Linked DNA regions of Homo sapiens: regions 1 and 2 are each linked to region 3. The links are chromatin contacts, found by Hi-C or POLR2A ChIA-PET in ENCODE. All regions are on one chromosome and are shown on one strand. The core of a region is the stretch at or near the end of the contact, and the rest is flanking DNA. Distances in the headings are between cores, read along the strand shown.

Region 1 (2,819 bases), core at 36-2,535, 580 kb before region 3:
CTGATTATAGAAATACACCAGAAAGTACTTTCACAACTAGATACAGTGGGACCTTGGAAAAGCCCAAGCACACTATTTCCAAACATCTATTCTAGGTGGTAAAACCTGGAACCATGTAGTCAATCTGTGAAGCACAGCTTAGTCCAATTTCCCAGAAGGTCACGAAGGGCTCTGACAACCAACTTTGATTATTTAGGATGGGGCCCTTTTTTCCTTCCAAGAATATAAATGACACATTTCTTCGACTTCACTTTTTTTTTTTTAGTTCCACAAGCAAATATCTTCAAGTAGTGCAAGTAGGCCTCAGCATTCTCAAACACTATTCTCATTATTCCTAATACCTCCATAATACTATTATTGTATATACACATTCGTGTTGCTATTTTTATAGATAAAATATAAAGGCATGAATTAACCTCTTGGTTAATTCGTGGGTGAGAATACTGAGGCTCAACGAGGCTAAGAAATGAGCCCAGAGCTTGCTGGTTAAGAATACAGGTCCTCTAGACTCCCAGGCCCCAACACTTAACCATTAAGCCACACTGCCATTCAGGGAATGCTACTAAATCCAGTTACTGTACACAACTACTTTCAGGTCACATAACTGGGTGCAAAGAGTTCTATAGCAAGGATTGGGGCGGCAGGGAGGGTACACTACCTAAGCTAAGATTTTTTTTCTTTAACGAATATAGCACATGTTCCCGATTTCCATCCTCCCCCACGGGCAGAACCCACGTGCCGGTCCCCCGCTACCCAGAACCGCTCCCTCCCCACACTACCCCACGCTACCCAGCAGCCTCCCCACGCCCTTCCCTCTGCCCTCCCGCAAGCGCTGCACCCGCGCCTCCCGCCCCCTCCCCAGCGACGGCAGCCGGGGCGCCCGCGCCGCCCTCGCGCGCCGCAGCCCGCGCGCCCCCGCCTCCGCCCGGCGGGGTCACCCCCGGGGCCTGCGCGCGCCCTTGCCGCCGCCTGCCCGCCCCGAAATCCTCCCGCGACGCCGACGCCGGGCAGGCCGCGCCCGCCGCGCCTGCCATGGTGGGCGCCTCACCGTCAGGCTGGGAAGCCGGGCCCGGCTGCGCCATGACCAGGCGGCCGGCCTCGGGGAGCGGGGATGGGCGGGGAAGCGGCGTCCTGGGCTCCCGCGGGCTCAGCTGGCGGAGGAGGCGTCAACCGAGCCGCCGCCGCCGCCGCCCAGAGAGAAACCGCTAAGGCTGGATCCGCCGGCGCCGCCACAGCCGCGGGCAGAGACGGACCCGACCGCCGACCTCCGCCTCCTCATCCTGACAGCGGGAAATAAGCAGTGCGCAGGCGCAGGGGGATGGGGCGGCACGTGACGTTGGCCCGAGGGGAGGGGCGGGGCCTCGGGAGCGCGGAGGGAGCGCGGAGGGAGCGCGGAGGGAGCGCGGAGGGAGCGCGGAGGGAGCGCGGAGGGAGCGCGGAGGGAGCGCGGAGGGAGCGCGGAGGGAGCGCGGCGGGAGGGGAGGGTTTCGGCGGAGCTGGGCGCCTGACCCAGCGGCGCGGGGAGGCTGAGTGCCGAGCGGAGCTGGAGAAGAGGGGCTGCAGCAGAGGCCTGGCCTCTCGAAGGTGCCGGTCCCGGTTCTCCACCCCAGCACAGTGAGGGGAAAAAAAAAAATGAGTAAGAGAGGAGGACCGATGGCGGGGTGCAGTTCCAGCCTCTACCTCTTCTAGCTTTGCGACCTTGGGAGAGTCACTTCACCTCTTGGAATTTTTATCAATATAATGGCTAAGAAAAGTTTAAACGAGGTAATAAAGTATGAAGAACTGTTTCCGACAGTACTGGGCCTGGACCCCAGGTCTTCTGGTGCAGAGGCCAGTATACTATCCATTCAGCAAATACGTTTGGGTTTTCAGTCGTGATAGATGCTGGAGATACAGCCAGGTACAGACCCTGCACTCATGGCAGGAAAGGAGAAATCATATACACAAAGTGTGGCCCTTATACTTGGGCCCCTGGGCCCTATACTTTAGGAACTCCCCTCTAATCACCACTCCCCGTCTGATTTCGACACCTGGAGTGCCCCATGCCAAGGAGGTAGTTTAAAAAGCTTTTTTTTTTTTTTTGGAGATAGAGTCTCACTCTGACACCCAGGCTGGAGTGCCATGGTGCGATCTCGGCTCACTGCAACCTCTGCCTCCCGGGTTCAAGCAATTCTCCTGCCTCAGCCTCCCGACTAGCTGGGACAACAGGCGCACGCCACCACACCCGGCTAATTTTTGTATTTTTAGTAGAGACGGGGTTTCACTATGTTGGTCAGGCTGGTCTCAAACCCTTGACCTCGTGATCCGCCTGCCTCAGCCTCCCAAAGTGCTGGGATTACAGGCGTGAGCCACCGCGCCCGGCCTAAAAAGCTATTTTGAAATCAGAGAGGAGCATCAGGAATTATGTACATTTTAAGACCCAGCAATCCCACCCCAGGATGAGGGAGTCCACAGGGTTTGGCACTTCAGGACCAAGTTCTGAATACTTGTGGCCCCAGAATTCCCTTTCCAGATGGCTGAAGCTGTGGTCTCTTTCCCAGATCCATTCTCTCTATGGCAGAGTCTAGACATCCCTAAAAGAAGCTAAAGTGAAAGCATAAAGAATGAGTTCATGTCCTTTGCAGGGACATGCATGAAGCTGGAAACCATCATTCTCAGCAAACTAACACAGGAAAAGAAAACCAAACACCTCATGTTCTCACTCATAAGTGGGAATTGAATAATGAGAACACATGGACACAGGGAGGGGAACATCACACACCGGGGCCTGTGGGGGGTGGGGGGAAGGGGAGGGAGAGCATTAGGACAAATACCTAATG
Region 2 (2,700 bases), core at 190-2,689, 720 kb before region 3:
AGAACCATATTTTTTATTCTAGCTTGCCAGTTTCCTTAATGGTTGTGTGCATAATATCTCAGCATCCAATGTCCTATTACAGAACATTTATATTCCTTCCAAATTCTTGCTACTCTAGATATGGCTGGGTAACGGCCTTCCTGCACAGCAGCGTTTCTGAACTCAGGGAGGTTTTGTCCCCCAAGGAACATTTGGCAATGCTTGGAGACATTTCTGGTTGTCACAATTCTAGTTATAGGACTATTAGCATCTAGTGGGTGGAGGCCCGAGACGTGGCTTAAACAACCCTCCACAACATATAAATATCTCCCTCAAAATGTCCATTGTCAAGGCTGAGAAACTCTGCTGTATCTGCTATCTTTCTTGCGTCGGGTTACTTTCTTGGACATTACTTACTAATAACCACACTGTGTTCAGAAGAGGCCAGAACTGAGGTGGAGCCCTCTTCTAAGCCTCATTTTACTACTCTCTAGAATAGAAATCATCTCTATCTCACAAGACGAACGTAGACAAAGTGCCTCTCTCGGTGGCCACCTCCGCAGCAACAGTAGGTAGTGTTATTGCAGAGGTGCAAACGGTGATGTCCTGACCACAATTTAAATTCAAAACAAAATCGAATCCAAAAACAAGGCTTTCTAGGACTTGACCGACCCGGGCTAATCCCACACTCTACAGTCAGCAGGCCTGGGTTTGACCAGACCAGGCGCGCTGCGGCACCTGCTCCACGGAGCAGGGCTAAGGCGAAGGCAGGGAAGACGGCGGTCACCGGGACGATCTAGGGTAGACCACTGCACAAACCCCATACCCACCTGCCGGAAAGCCTCTTTCCAAGGCGGCGAGCCCACCAGTTTGTACAGGGAGCGGCGCGGAGACCTCAACGACTCCGCCATCTCCTCTTCGCGGGAGACAAAGCCACAAGACCCGTTCCCTGGAGGCGCGCACAGACCCCTGGGAGGTGTACTTTCCGGGTGCAGACCGCGAATGGATCGCAGCGTATTCTGGGAAGTGTTGTTTTATCGACCGGCCCCACGTGGAGACAGATTTAGGCATCCAAGCGAAATGCGTGAGGCCAGCCCGACCTGCACTGAGGGAGGTAAGTCTTGAGGGAAAGTTCTGGATGCCTGGGTTTACCCAGATGGAGGTGTCCAATAGGCAATTAGATACACAAGTCTCAGGCTCTCCCCAGGTGCTAGATTTCCAGCAGCACCACCATTATGTTGACTTCTCGTCCCGCCCCCTTGGGCTTCAGAAATAATGGTGATTGGCTTTCCCTTGGTGACGCCCCTGCTTGGTGGGCTGGCCTCGCCTTCGCCCCCCGACCTGGCACGAGCCTCTCGAGCTTCCGGGCCGTCTGCTCGGTGATTGGCCGAAACAGTGAGTGGACGGCCGCGGATTGGCTGTGCTCAGCGGCGGGCTGAGCAACTGGAGTGAGGGGAGCAGTTGGGCCAAGATGGCGGCCGCCGAGGGACCGGTGGGCGACGGCGAGCTGTGGCAGACCTGGCTTCCTAACCACGTCGTGTTCTTGCGGCTCCGGGAGGGACTGAAAAACCAGAGTCCAACCGAAGCTGAGAAACCAGCTTCTTCGTCGTTGCCTTCGTCGCCGCCGCCGCAGTTGCTGACGAGAAACGTGGTCTTTGGCCTCGGCGGAGAGCTTTTCCTGTGGGACGGAGAAGACAGCTCCTTCTTAGTCGTTCGCCTTCGGGGCCCCAGCGGCGGCGGCGAAGAGCCCGCCCTGTCCCAGTACCAGGTAATGCCAGGCCGATCTTGGAAGTGACCCTCACCGGGATCGGAACCAGTCTTTTTTGTTCCTTGCTCCTCTTGGCTGTTTTTCATCTTGTGGCAGGCGTTCCAGCGGATTGACTCCGACGCTGCCATACGCGGTCGCGGGGACTCAGGCTCTCTCGATGCTTACGGCCTGGAGGCCTGGGAGGAAGGAAAGGGTCATTGAATATTCAATAAAAATACTAGTGACGGATGAGTGCTCTGGAGAAAAACAAAGCGGGCTAAAGGGGTTGAGAACGAGTGGGCGGAGTTGCTATTTTTAGTTTCGTCGAGAGAAACCTGTTTCCTGATGTGACGCTTATAATAGGTTAGATCGTAACTTTCTCTTGCGTTGTGCACAGCAAGTCAGGTTGCAGGTTTCAAAGCACCACGCTTCATGCTTGACATGGAGGAGGAAGTCTCTGTTAATTCTTACCCCCGTAACGCCCGCTTTAGAAAATAAAGCCATACCCAAAATGGGGATTTTTGTTTTTGATTAGCCGACAGCATGTGAAAATGGGTGTGATCCAGAAAGTATTACACACTTGCCGTGGTCAAATATTGGTTTATGGAAATGTTTATTTGTAATACACAGATTCTCTTAAAGATGAAAAAGAGCTTGGTACTCATTCTAAGGTATGACATCTGTTGTGTGCCCGGTCCAATTCTTGTTACCGAGAAGTGATTTAATTTTAATAAGACGCTAGCAATGCTTCTGCAGTTTTGAAAATAGGGCAGGAGTCTACAGTCTACTTATTTACCCAATTTCAGTTAAAAAGAATTATGAAGGCCGGGCGCGGTGGCTCACGCCTGCAGTCCCAACACTGGGAGGCAGAGGCAGGTGGATCACCTGAAGTCAGGAATTCGAGACCAGCCTGGCCAACATGGTGAAACCCCGTCTCTACTAAAAATACAAAAATTAGCCAGGTGTAGTGGCGC
Region 3 (2,700 bases), core at 178-2,677:
GCAGCCTTTAAGCATTAATTCAGCAATAGAATTATTAAATCATGGTGCACCCATTTCATTCATACCACAGTTTAAAAAACAGCATAAAGAAGGCCATGAGTGAAAACAAGCCACACGCAGACCCCAATCTTGTAAAATATTCATTTATGTGCTTGTGCATAGACTAATATTAGGAAAGTATACACGCTACTGGGGCAGGGCTTTGCGGGGGAGGAGCAGTTTTTCTTTTTACTTTATGCCTTTCTGTACTGTTTGAATTGGCTTTTGCAAGGCGCACGTCTTGTATCATTTCTGAAGTTGCAAATGTAGTTAAAAATGTCTGTGATTTCAAGTTACCTAGAGAGTTATTGATTCCTTCTCTTTCCCTGCCGCTGCCGAGTTGCGCGGAGGCGGAGGCTTGGGTACCTTCAAGATTCAGCTTCACTTGTAACCCACCGCCACGGCCGAGGAAGGCATTGCTGCTGGAGGGGTAATGGATGTTAATACTGCTTCACAAGAGGTGCTGAAGACCGCTCTCATCCACCATGACCTAGCACGTGGAATTCGCGAAGCTGCCAAAGCCTTAGACAAACGCCAAGCCCATCTTTGTGTGCTTGCATCCAACTATGATGAGCCTACTATGTATGTCAAGTTGGTGGAGGCCTTTGTGCTGAACACCAAATCAACCTAATTAAGGTTGATGACAACAAGAAACTAGGAGAATGGGTAGGGCTCTGTAAAAATCGACAGAGAGGGGAAACCCCGTAAAGTGGTTGGTTGCAGTTGTGTAGTAGTTAAGGACTATGGCAAGGAGTCTCAGGCCAAGGATGACATCGAAGAGTACTTGAAATGCAAGAAATGAAGAAATAAATCTTTGGCGCGCGTACACACACACACACGTTACTGATTCCTAGGCAGGGTGCGGTGGCTCATGCCTGTAATCTCAGCACTTTGGGAGGCCAAGGCGGGCGGAACACCTGAGGTCAGGAGTTCAAGACCATCCTGGCCAACATGGTGAAACCCCATCTCTACAAAAATACAAAAAAAATTAGCCGGGCGTGGTGGCGCGCGACTGTAATCCCATCTACTCGGGAGGCTGAGGCAGGGAAATCGCTTGAACCTGGAAGGTGGAGGTTGCGGTGAGCCGAGATCGCGCCACTGCACTCCAGCCTGGGCCACAGAGCGAGACTCCGTCTCAAAAAAAAAAAATGAGAGTTATTGATTCCTACAGCGAAGATGTCCCAAGACTCCGTCCGCTAAATGGAAATCGTTCCGACTTTGGCGCCTTTTGTCCGGACCACGTGTACCTTTAACATCACAGGACCGCCTCGGACACGCTCACAGGCAGCCTCATCCGCCATCACTCCGGGAACCGAGCACCCCGCTGCCTCGGCGCCCAGGCTGCTCTCTCCGCGCATGCTCCTTCCCAGCTTGAGCCCGCGAGTCCAGCCTGCCTTCACTCAGTGCGCAAGACCGCAGCCCCCTCCCCACGCCCCCTCCCCAGTAGGCGGCCGTCGCGGTGTGTTTGCGTCATCGCGCCACGCCACCACTGGAACCCGGGGGAAGATGGCGGCAGCCGTTCTGAGTGGGCCCTCTGCGGGCTCCGCGGCTGGGGTTCCTGGCGGGACCGGGGGTCTCTCGGCAGTGAGCTCGGGCCCGCGGCTCCGCCTGCTGCTGCTGGAGAGTGTTTCTGGTTTGCTGCAACCTCGAACGGGGTCTGCCGTTGCTCCGGTGCATCCCCCAAACCGCTCGGCCCCACATTTGCCCGGGCTCATGTGCCTATTGCGGCTGCATGGGTCGGTGGGCGGGGCCCAGGTGAGTCCGTGGCCCGCGTGCCCGCGGCCCTGTGGGGAGGATGGCGCGGCACCTGTGCGCCGGGATTACGGTGCAGTGCAAGTGCGATAGGGAGGTTGAAGGAAGGAGAGCTGCGGGCAGAAAGGGGATCCAGGTATCAGTCCGGACGGGATGCACGTATTTCTCCTTTATCGGCCATGAGTTTCTCCAGGGGAAAAATGGGCCTTATTTTTCTGTTGTTAGGCTATTGGTCGGCACACAGGAATCGATTAGGTTCCAGGCCCGGTCACTCACTAGTTGTATAATCTAAAAGTCTCTTTTTCCTCTGGCAATATCTGTTTCGGGGATTGTTTCGACTGACTGAATGACGCATTCAACAATAAACATTTACCGAGCTCTTATTGAGGGTCAGATACTGTACTAGGCGCTCCGGTTACAGACGTGGTGGCGATACACAAAATGCTGCGAAACAAGATGAGAATTGAATATCAGGGGTCTCTAACCTTATCTGAAGACTGGCAGAGATTTTTCCAAAGAAACCGGCGTTTAAGCTGAGACCCTAAGGATGAATAGGGGTTGGGTAGGGAAAAAATATGGGAGGGGCTGTTCAGTCAGAGGAGAGCTCATGTGGGAAGACCCTGTGGTAGGAAGGAACTGGAAAGAAGGGCATCGTTCCTGGGGCTCAGATGTGGAGGGGAAGAGAGTGGGTACAGATGAGACTGGTGAGATGGGTAGGCAGTGGTCGGGTCATGCAGAGCGTTTTAGGCCGGGTTAGGAGCCTTTGGACTTCTATAAGAATGGAATCTGATAACCATTCAGTTCTGCAAGCTAGACACTCAAGTAATTCTAAACTCTTCTTCATACACCTCCATAAGCAATCTGTCAAGTCCTGTTGATTTTATCCTTTGAGTAGTTTTCAGATCTGTC

Evidence for each region. Hi-C counts contacts between places; a loop is a spot of excess contacts on that map. ChIA-PET counts read pairs that join two places held with the same protein, here RNA polymerase II (POLR2A). Pooled maps may share reads with other maps.
Region 1: a loop to region 3 is called in a pooled map, with 4 times the contacts of the local background. The contact joins the promoter of RABEP1 here to the promoter of PELP1-DT in region 3. A Hi-C loop is called at or near these places in 1 of 168 maps with a recorded cell type or tissue (naive thymus-derived CD4-positive, alpha-beta T cell) and 8 of 50 pooled maps. POLR2A ChIA-PET finds 5 or more read pairs at or near these places in 4 of 52 experiments (H1, HEK293, K562 and 1 more).
Region 2: a pooled map shows a loop between it and region 3 (5-fold over the local background). The contact joins the promoter of NUP88 here to the promoter of PELP1-DT in region 3. A Hi-C loop is called at or near these places in 1 of 37 single-sample maps with no recorded cell type and 9 of 50 pooled maps. POLR2A ChIA-PET finds 5 or more read pairs at or near these places in 2 of 52 experiments (GM10248 and activated B cell).

What each region holds. Positions count from the first base shown.
Region 1 is chr17:5,280,750-5,283,568 of GRCh38, reverse strand. RABEP1 (rabaptin, RAB GTPase binding effector protein 1) reads right to left here and starts at 1,285. Exons shown (of 18, transcript NM_004703.6): 1 at 1,049-1,285. The coding sequence starts at 1,082. RefSeq lists a silencer at 846-1,565.
Region 2 is chr17:5,418,401-5,421,100 of GRCh38, reverse strand. It overlaps NUP88 (nucleoporin 88), which reads left to right and starts at 1,439. Exons shown (of 17, transcript NM_002532.6): 1 at 1,439-1,747. The coding sequence starts at 1,451. It overlaps RPAIN (RPA interacting protein), which reads right to left and starts at 919. Exons shown (of 7, transcript NM_001033002.4): 1 at 810-919. The coding sequence starts at 890. RefSeq lists enhancers at 648-867, 878-997, 727-1,264, 1,265-1,802, 1,438-2,077.
Region 3 is chr17:4,702,957-4,705,656 of GRCh38, reverse strand. PELP1-DT (PELP1 divergent transcript) reads right to left here and starts at 1,427. Exons shown (of 2, transcript NR_103482.1): 1 at 1,287-1,427; 2 at 128-458. PELP1 (proline, glutamate and leucine rich protein 1) reads left to right here and starts at 1,520. Exons shown (of 17, transcript NM_014389.3): 1 at 1,520-1,794. The coding sequence starts at 1,546. It also overlaps the pseudogene RPS12P29.